Linked DNA regions of Homo sapiens: region 2 is linked to region 1. The links are chromatin contacts, found by Hi-C or POLR2A ChIA-PET in ENCODE. All regions are on one chromosome and are shown on one strand. The core of a region is the stretch at or near the end of the contact, and the rest is flanking DNA. Distances in the headings are between cores, read along the strand shown. Region 1 holds the start of PFKFB3-AS1 (PFKFB3 antisense RNA 1). Region 2 holds the start of CDC123 (cell division cycle 123).

Evidence for each region. A loop is a pair of places that touch in the nucleus more often than their neighbours do. ChIA-PET counts read pairs that join two places held with the same protein, here RNA polymerase II (POLR2A). Pooled maps may share reads with other maps.
Region 2: a loop to region 1 is called in a pooled map, with 4 times the contacts of the local background. The contact joins the promoter of CDC123 here to the promoter of PFKFB3-AS1 in region 1. A Hi-C loop is called at or near these places in 2 of 50 pooled maps. POLR2A ChIA-PET finds 5 or more read pairs at or near these places in 2 of 52 experiments (H1 and PC-3).

Annotation. Positions count from the first base shown.
Region 1 is chr10:6,200,514-6,204,360 of GRCh38, forward strand. It overlaps PFKFB3-AS1 (PFKFB3 antisense RNA 1), which reads right to left and starts at 2,244. Exons shown (of 2, transcript XR_007062045.1): 1 at 1,927-2,244. It overlaps PFKFB3 (6-phosphofructo-2-kinase/fructose-2,6-biphosphatase 3), which reads left to right and starts at 2,419. Exons shown (of 15, transcript NM_004566.4): 1 at 2,419-2,823. The coding sequence starts at 2,748. RefSeq lists enhancers at 55-572, 573-1,089, 1,644-2,148, silencers at 892-1,111, 2,142-2,471, 2,522-2,631, 2,752-3,261, 3,492-3,571 and a cis regulatory region at 2,082-2,613.
Region 2 is chr10:12,194,436-12,198,282 of GRCh38, forward strand. It overlaps CDC123 (cell division cycle 123), which reads left to right and starts at 1,753. Exons shown (of 13, transcript NM_006023.3): 1 at 1,753-1,884. The coding sequence starts at 1,811. NUDT5 (nudix hydrolase 5) reads right to left here and starts at 1,456. Exons shown (of 10, transcript NM_014142.4): 1 at 1,335-1,456. RefSeq lists an enhancer at 1,500-1,769.

The DNA.
Region 1 (3,847 bases), core at 994-3,493:
TTTCATCTCTCATGAGGGCTCTACCCTAACTTACCTGGGGCTGTAAAGGCTGCCAGGAGTTCTAGCTGGCCATTAAAAAAACAAAAACAGGTGTGCATTCGTCCTTGCTCCCACGCACTCCCAGTTTGCACTTAGATGTAAGGAGCGGGGGGGGGGGGGGGGCGGGGGGTGGTGGTGGGGCGGGGATTGAGTTAACTTCCTTTTGCCTGCTGCAGAGCAAGTGCAGGAGGCGAATGGGGGAAGAACATAGTCTTCCCTCTAGACTCGGAACGCGTTATTGACAGACAGGAAAAGTGCCCGGTCTGCGAAAGTTCAGCTGGACCTCCGGGACATCAACTCCCTGTGCCCTAAGAGCTGACCGCTGTCAGATGCGTTATCTAGGTCAAGAGATGAATGATGTGCCGCTGCTGGGGCAGACGCCGTCTCTCTGCTCTCCCTGTGAGCTGAAACCAGCAGTGTTTGCAAGCTTGTAGGGAGTGTGGAAGAAGGCCCCCTGGTCCGCTTGCCTCGCCTGTACGTGTGCAAAATCGGTGGGCAAGCAGCGGGCGCGCAGGTGCACCGTCATTCCCCAGGAACCGCGGGCGCTCTTTGCAGGGGTGCAGCCGCTCTCCCCGCGCGCAGCCTACAGCCCTCCCCGACCCCCGCGAACCCCAGGGCGGGAACTCGTCCCGGTGGCGCGGGCGCTCGCTGCCTGCTGTTTCCCTCTTCGGGTCAGCCCACTCTTATTTCAGGAGTGGAGTGGGACTCTCCCCTGGGCGTTTAGGGTGTCGCCTCTGGCATGTGCTCCCACTGCAGAAAACAAGTCCAAATGCAACGCATCGGGTTTCTGAACAGCCGCCAGAGCGCGGAAACCAGACCGTCAGCAAAGCTGTCGCGGGAACAGGGGCTCTGAGAGGGCGGCGCGGGGGGCGGGGTGCCGGAGTGGGGGTCGAGGCGGGAGGGGGAGTGGGGGTCGAGGCGTGGGGGAGGGTGGCGGGGCACAGGCCAGGTGGCCGATGTTGCGCGTTCCGGGGCCCCTCGGCAGGCGGCGGGTCGGGAGGAGTGGAGGCCCGGGTGGGGCGGGCGCGCGGGGCGGGAGCAGCCCCGGTCGCCGCCTGGGCGCGGGCGCCCTCCCTGTGGAGCATGCGGGACGTGAGCGACGTGTGGCAGCCTCTGCGCAGACTTTTCCGCCGCGGTGTAGGTTTCAGCGAGCGCCGCCTTCCCTCCAATCACAGCCCAGCCTCAGCGCTAAGTGTGCACCTCTCTGCAAGGCGGCGCAGCGCTCCCGTACTGAGGCTTCGTTTGCAAAAGTTACATCCGTCCCGGCGCGGGCGGCGGTTCCCCACCAAAAGCAACCCAGATCTTCCCCGCACGCCTCTGACCTGACTGCACGACTGTCACAAGTCGCGAGCTGGTGCAAACTGCGAGGGCCGGGAAAGGAGACGGGGCACGCATGCACCAAAAAGTGGGGAGGCAGAGCTGCAGGGTGTGCAGGATAACGGAGTGAATTTTAGGAGTCTGCCTAATAAGGGGCCGCCCCCAATAGTTTTCCCTCGACTTAGGTAATGAATTGCAGATCGAAATGGGTCTAGTTTTATTCATTCTTCTACTCGGGGCGATAAAGGTTTATTGAATGGTGTACATGGTGAGTGTGAAAACCAGATGCCAGCTGCCCCCAGCCCCAGTCCACTTCAGTCCAGCTCCCCGGGGCTTTCCCGCCCCCTCCTCGTACCCAGCACCGCGGGCCTCTCAAGGTTCCCAGTCTTTGGGCTAGGGGAGGGGAGCAAGGCTCAGTTCAAGTCCAGGTTTCTAAGGGATTCAGCAAAGTGGACAAGGACGAGGTGAGGTGGGAGGATCAGGGAAGCCTCCTCCCCGCGGGTCGCCCGGGTCGTGGCGGGGGATGGGCTCACGGGTATTATCAGGGAGCAGCCTGGCCCATGTCCTTACCTGGACTGCGCCTGCCCCACAGCGCGTGTTAGGAATGCAGAGTATTGGGGCTCCATGGCCCTAAAGGAGCTGCATTGGTAGGATGCACTTTAAGCAGCTTCCCAAGGGATTCGGCTGCGGGGTCCACGGTCTACACTGGGCAGGACTGCGTCTCTGCTCTCCTCCCGGCCAGCACAGTTGAGGTGAGGGGCCGGAATTAGTCGGGGAAGCTGTGCCAGACGTCCCGAGGGGACAACGGGACGAGGGGATAACAGCAGCCAGGACCCTTCAGCAGGGCTGGGCGCGCTCCAGGCCCGGGGCAGGGCGGCGGGAGCTGGTGCACCGCCGTCGCCGGCCCGCAGGGGGAGCTCGCAGGCTGCTTCCCGGCTCGCCCACCCTCCTCCCCACGTGGAAGGGGGCTGGGACCCAAGGAATGCGGCCCGCCCCGAGGCTGACGTACGCGTCTGCGGCCAGCCCGGACTCTTTAAAAGCCGGCGGTGCGCGGGGCATCCCAGCCAAGCCGGAGAGGAGGCGAGCAGCAGGGCCTGGTGGCGAGAGCGCGGCTGTCACTGCGCCCGAGCATCCCAGAGCTTTCCGAGCGGACGAGCCGGCCGTGCCGGGCATCCCCAGCCTCGCTACCCTCGCAGCACACGTCGAGCCCCGCACAGGCGAGGGTCCGGAACTTAGCCCAAAGCACGTTTCCCCTGGCAGCGCAGGAAACGCCCGGCCGCGCGCCGGCGCACGCCCCCCTCTCCTCCTTTGTTCCGGGGGTCGGCGGCCGCTCTCCTGCCAGCGTCGGGATCTCGGCCCCGGGAGGCGGGCCGTCGGGCGCAGCCGCGAAGATGCCGTTGGAACTGACGCAGAGCCGAGTGCAGAAGATCTGGGTGCCCGTGGACCACAGGCCCTCGTTGCCCAGATGTGAGTGCAGCTGCGCGGAGCCGGGTTGCAGGGCGGGCTGCGCCGGGCCGGGCCATTGTGTGGGGCGGCTTTGTGCCGACGCCCCTCTGCGGGGGGCGCGCCCGTGCGGGTCGCGCCGGCGGGGCGGGGCGGAGGCGCGGGCTGCGCGTCCTTGGCCGGGCGGCGGGGGCGCTGTGGCCCTTGTCCCGGTGGCTGCCCCGCCGGCCCGGAAACGGCGAGTGCGCCCGGCCGGGCTGCGTACCCCGAGACGGAGGGACGCGCGCGCCTGGGCAGGCCAGGGAGGGGATCCACATCCTCCGCGATCCCTGTCCTCGACACCCGTCTCGGGCGGCCGTCGCCGGAGCGCAGCCCAGGGACCCGGCCGCTCGCGCCTCCGCCCCTTTTCACCGTCCGGATCTCCTCTCTCTGCATGTTTCCATCTCCTCTCCCGCCTTGCTATGCATTCCTATCCCCTCGCTTCACTTAATAACCTATTTCTCTGTCCTGTTTTCTCTTTCGATATATATGTCTCTGTTTTTCTCTGTTTCTACCTCCTTCCTCTCCCACTGTTTCTTTCTGCTTTTATCTCTTTCTCTCTCCTTCTCTCTCTTCCGTGCATCTCCAGTGCCATGGGGGCGCCCGTGCTGGGGGCGCCAGGAGAGCCACCTGGAGCCACGCCTGTGTCCCCGGCTTTGGGGAGGGTCGGTGGGTTGGTGAGTGCACGGTTGGCGCTGCTCCACGCGCCCCGGGCGCACGCACCCCCCGGTGCTCGGAATTGGCTGGCAGTACCCTGCCCCGCCCCGCCGGTCGCCGCCCCCGCCACCAGCGATCGCTTGGGAGAGGGTTACCTCGAGCTCCACCTCAGCTGCGGAGCGCCGCCGCGGAAAAGGGCGGGTGGGCAGCGCAGAGGGGCGACGCTGCCTCTCCAGGTAATGCGCCCCGGCTCCCATGGGCTGGACAGGGAGCCGCCTGGTGCGGTTTTGCCCAGGTCAGGTCGTAGCCTGAGTAGTGACCGTGGGATCCAGGTGCAAACTCTCGAGGTGGC
Region 2 (3,847 bases), core at 503-3,002, 6.0 Mb after region 1:
TCTTTCCCTCAAATCAGAAAGGACTGCATAGTTCCGGATCAAGGCATAAATGATGAATCATGACTGTCCATCCCCACCAACATACTCTGCAACATTATAATCTATTTACCTCTGCTTTGAAAATGTATTCTTTAAAGCACTGCTTCCAACTAGCCACTTAGCCAGTAACATTTTTGAGAAAAACAAAACACAACCCAAAACAATGTATATATTCCTGGGGGGAAGAGTTTCTAACTCAAAATACGCAGATAATTGTTTATTATTCTAAGGAACACCCTTCTGAAGAGGCCTGCAGTCGGTGGGGCTGTTTCTAATTTAAAACTACTTAGGTGAACCAGGAAGAATGTACATTTAAGGAGATACTTTTAGACGCAGATGCCTCGCGCAAGCCTAAAGCTCGTGTGGTAAGCGACACGACTAGGGGTTAAAAGCGGCTGGTTGGTAGGCCCGGGGCCGTGGCTCACGCCTTGTAAACCCAGCACTTTGGGAGGCTGAGGCGGGCAGATCACCTAAGGTTAGGAGTTCGAGACCAGCCTGGCAAATATGGTGAAACGCCGTCTCTACTAAAAACACAAAAATTAGCCGGCGTAGTGGCGCGCGCGCGCTCTCAGCTACTCGAGAAGCTAAGGCAGGAGAATCACTTAAACCCAGGAGGCGGAGGTTGCAGTGAGCCAAGATTGCGCCACTGCACTCCAATCTGGGCACAGAGTGAGACTCCGTCTCAAATAAATAAATAAAAGCAGCTAGTTACTTCTCATTCTTTTAACGAAACAAACAAAACTGAACTTTGCTGGGTGACAGGAGTGAAGCAAAGGAAAAAACGATAGTACAAGTTCGATTCGAATTCTTCCAGTCTTATGATTCGATCATCGCAGGAATACTGATAAAAATCTGCGTTTTTTCCAGGTTGACAACTTTTGCGAGGCCAGACTAAACGAATTCAGCGCTCCAAGGAGACTCCTCTTTCCTCTGCTTTCTCACATTTACCTCTCGCCTTTTACCTCCCAAAGTCGAACCCTCCAGGATCGTACAGGCGGTATTCCCTCTACCAAGCATTCTACTCCTCTGCAGATGCTGCAATCTTTACACTGGAACTAACACTTAGCTGTGGTGTTCCCCGCTTTCTTTACTCGGAGTAGCCCAGGCTCTTCCTCTCCAATCCACAATTTCCCTCCAATCCCCAGTTTCCCTCTTGGGCGCCTGGACGCGTGCCCAGCCGCAGCCTGGGAGACACCGCGCGGCTGCACGCACCATGCAGATGTGGTCCCTTTCCCCTTCTTCTTCTCCTCCCCAAAGAGGTTTTGTGCTGTGACTGGCTTGCCCCGGTTACTTACTCCAAGGTGTAGGGGTGAAGAACGGAAGAGGACGAAATAACTAGCTGGAGGCAGCAGTGTCAGCCGATGCCGGTGCCACGGCTCGAAACACCGGCGCCTCTCGCGGTGCTAAAAGGATGGGCGCGCACCCTCCTTCCGGCATCCGTAGAACCCCCGCCTTTGACCTAGCTTCAGGAGATTACTTTCCGGGTCAGCGTGCGTTTAGGGCGAAGACGGAGTTGTAAACTTCTTAAAATTCCTCTCTCGACACTTCGGTAATTCCTCTTTCGAGACTAAAGCTCTTTTTGTATGCGTGTGTGTCAAGCGTATGCCCCGGGATTCTCCTCCGCTTCCTTTTCTCGGTCTTCCTTCTTGCTTTAGGGACCGGAAGAGTCCTTGAACCAAAATAGCTCGGCGGGCACTTCCGGGGCCGGCGCCCAGAGTTCCGGGAGGGTGCAGGCAGGAGAGGGAAAGGCAGCAGCGGCGGCAGCTGGAGGATGAAGAAGGAGCATGTGCTTCACTGCCAGTTCTCCGCGTGGTACCCGTTCTTCCGAGGCGTTACCATCAAGAGGTGAGATGGGAGGGGGTTCGCCCGGTCGACCGGCAAAAGGGAACTGCGACTTCTGAGCGAATCTTACTGCTATCCAAAAAAATGCAGGCCTTCTAGCGACTGCATGGGAGGGAGTGTGTCGAGAGGGAAGTACATCAGCAATTGTCTGCGTCCTGTTGCGAGCCAGCGAGTGTGCTGGCTAGGAGGGTCAGTTGTGGTTTTCAGTGAGGGTCGGAGGCGGGAGGAATAGTGGATTAACCTAGTTTAGGCTTGGGAGTTCACCACCACTACTTTTAGAATGGCCCCAGGCGCAAGGTGATCACTGCCTAAGTGCACTCGGAGAATTAATTGCTTTTCGCCATCACCCCAGAGGATGGAGATTGGGAAGGTGAAAGGATACGTAATTACAGTTAGATACGAGAACAAGTTCACAGATATGTCGTACAGCATGGAGGCTATAGTTAATGACGATATACGTATTCTTGAAAAACGGAGAGTGGATGTTAGTGTTCTCACCACAAAAATAACTATGTTAGGCAATGCATTTGTTAGCTAAATTTATTCCACAGTGTATATATACTTAAAAACATCAGGTAGGCGGCAAGTATTAATATATACAATTTCATCTCTCAGTTTTTTTAAAGGCGTTGATAGAAAATCTGGGCTTTGCACTTAACTGATTTTCTGAGCCAACATTTCAGTAATTGCTGATTCATTATATGATGGTTTCATTCAATAAAGATCGGATATGTACTTGAAAATGTGTAACTGGCTTAGAATGGTTAAAATGTATAAGAAAAGTTTCAAGTTCTTAAATAGTATTGGAATGTGTGGTAGAACCTTAGATTCATTGTACTTAACAATTTCGCTTGTTAGCTTTGTAAGAGTAAAATACTTAGGAAGGCTTATTTGTAATCAGCAAATAGACATATTAAGAAAGAAAATTGAGTGGTTTATGAATAGAATTTAAAATTTTAAAGAGACTTTTAAGTTGCAAAGTTTCGCTTGAAATTGTTTAAAATTTAGTAGATTTTCAAACGTAATAAGATTTGTTAGAAGAAATTAAAAGCCTGAAGAACTAGATTTTTTTTTTTTGAGACAGAGTTTTGTTCTGTCGCCCAAGCTGGAGTGCAGTGGCAGCGATCTTGGCTCACTGCAAGCTTCCCTTCCCGAGTTCACGCCATTCTCCTGCCTCAGCTTCCTGAGTAGCTGGGACTACAGGCGCCCGCCACCACCCCCGGCTAATTTTTTGTATTTTTAGTAGAGGCGGGGTTTTCACCGTGTTAGCCAGGATGGTCTCGATTGCCTGACCTCGTGATCCGCCCGCCTCGGCCTCCCAAAGTGCTGGGATTACAGGTGTGAGCCACCGCGCCCGGCCAGAACTAGATTTTTGAATGTGAAATTGTACCTTTGATAAATCAAATATTTATTTTTAAAACCGAAGTTTTTGCTCTGTCGCCCAAGCTGGAGTGCAGTGGCAGTGATCTTTTATTTATTTAAAAATAAATAAAAATACTTATTTTTAAAACCGAAGTAGCCCATGAATACTCTTTTTTGTGCAAAAAAACCATTTGTAATGTGCCAAAAAAAACTTCTTCCATAAATAAATGAGACATGTTATAAGTCATTGATGTTCTGTTAACTTCGGGAAAGCAGGCTGTAATCTTTTCCACTTTTTGAAGATGTATATGCCTCAAAATCAAAATAATACCAGCACTCTTAGGGATCTGTGGTAGGGCTTTTTGATAATTTATTATTTCAAGGTAAAAAACAAATTATCCCATAAGTTTTTAAGAGACTTCAGGTATGGCTTTGCCATCCTTAATTATGATTACCTGAAACAAATTAAGCTAAAGCATGCCTAGTTTAAGCAGCTTTATATCTCTGGTGATCAGTTGAATAGAAAGCCAGCAAGACACATCCAAAAGTATCATGAATTCTTAGCGGTAGGTGCTCACTGCCAACCCAAGAATGGTTTCCAGAT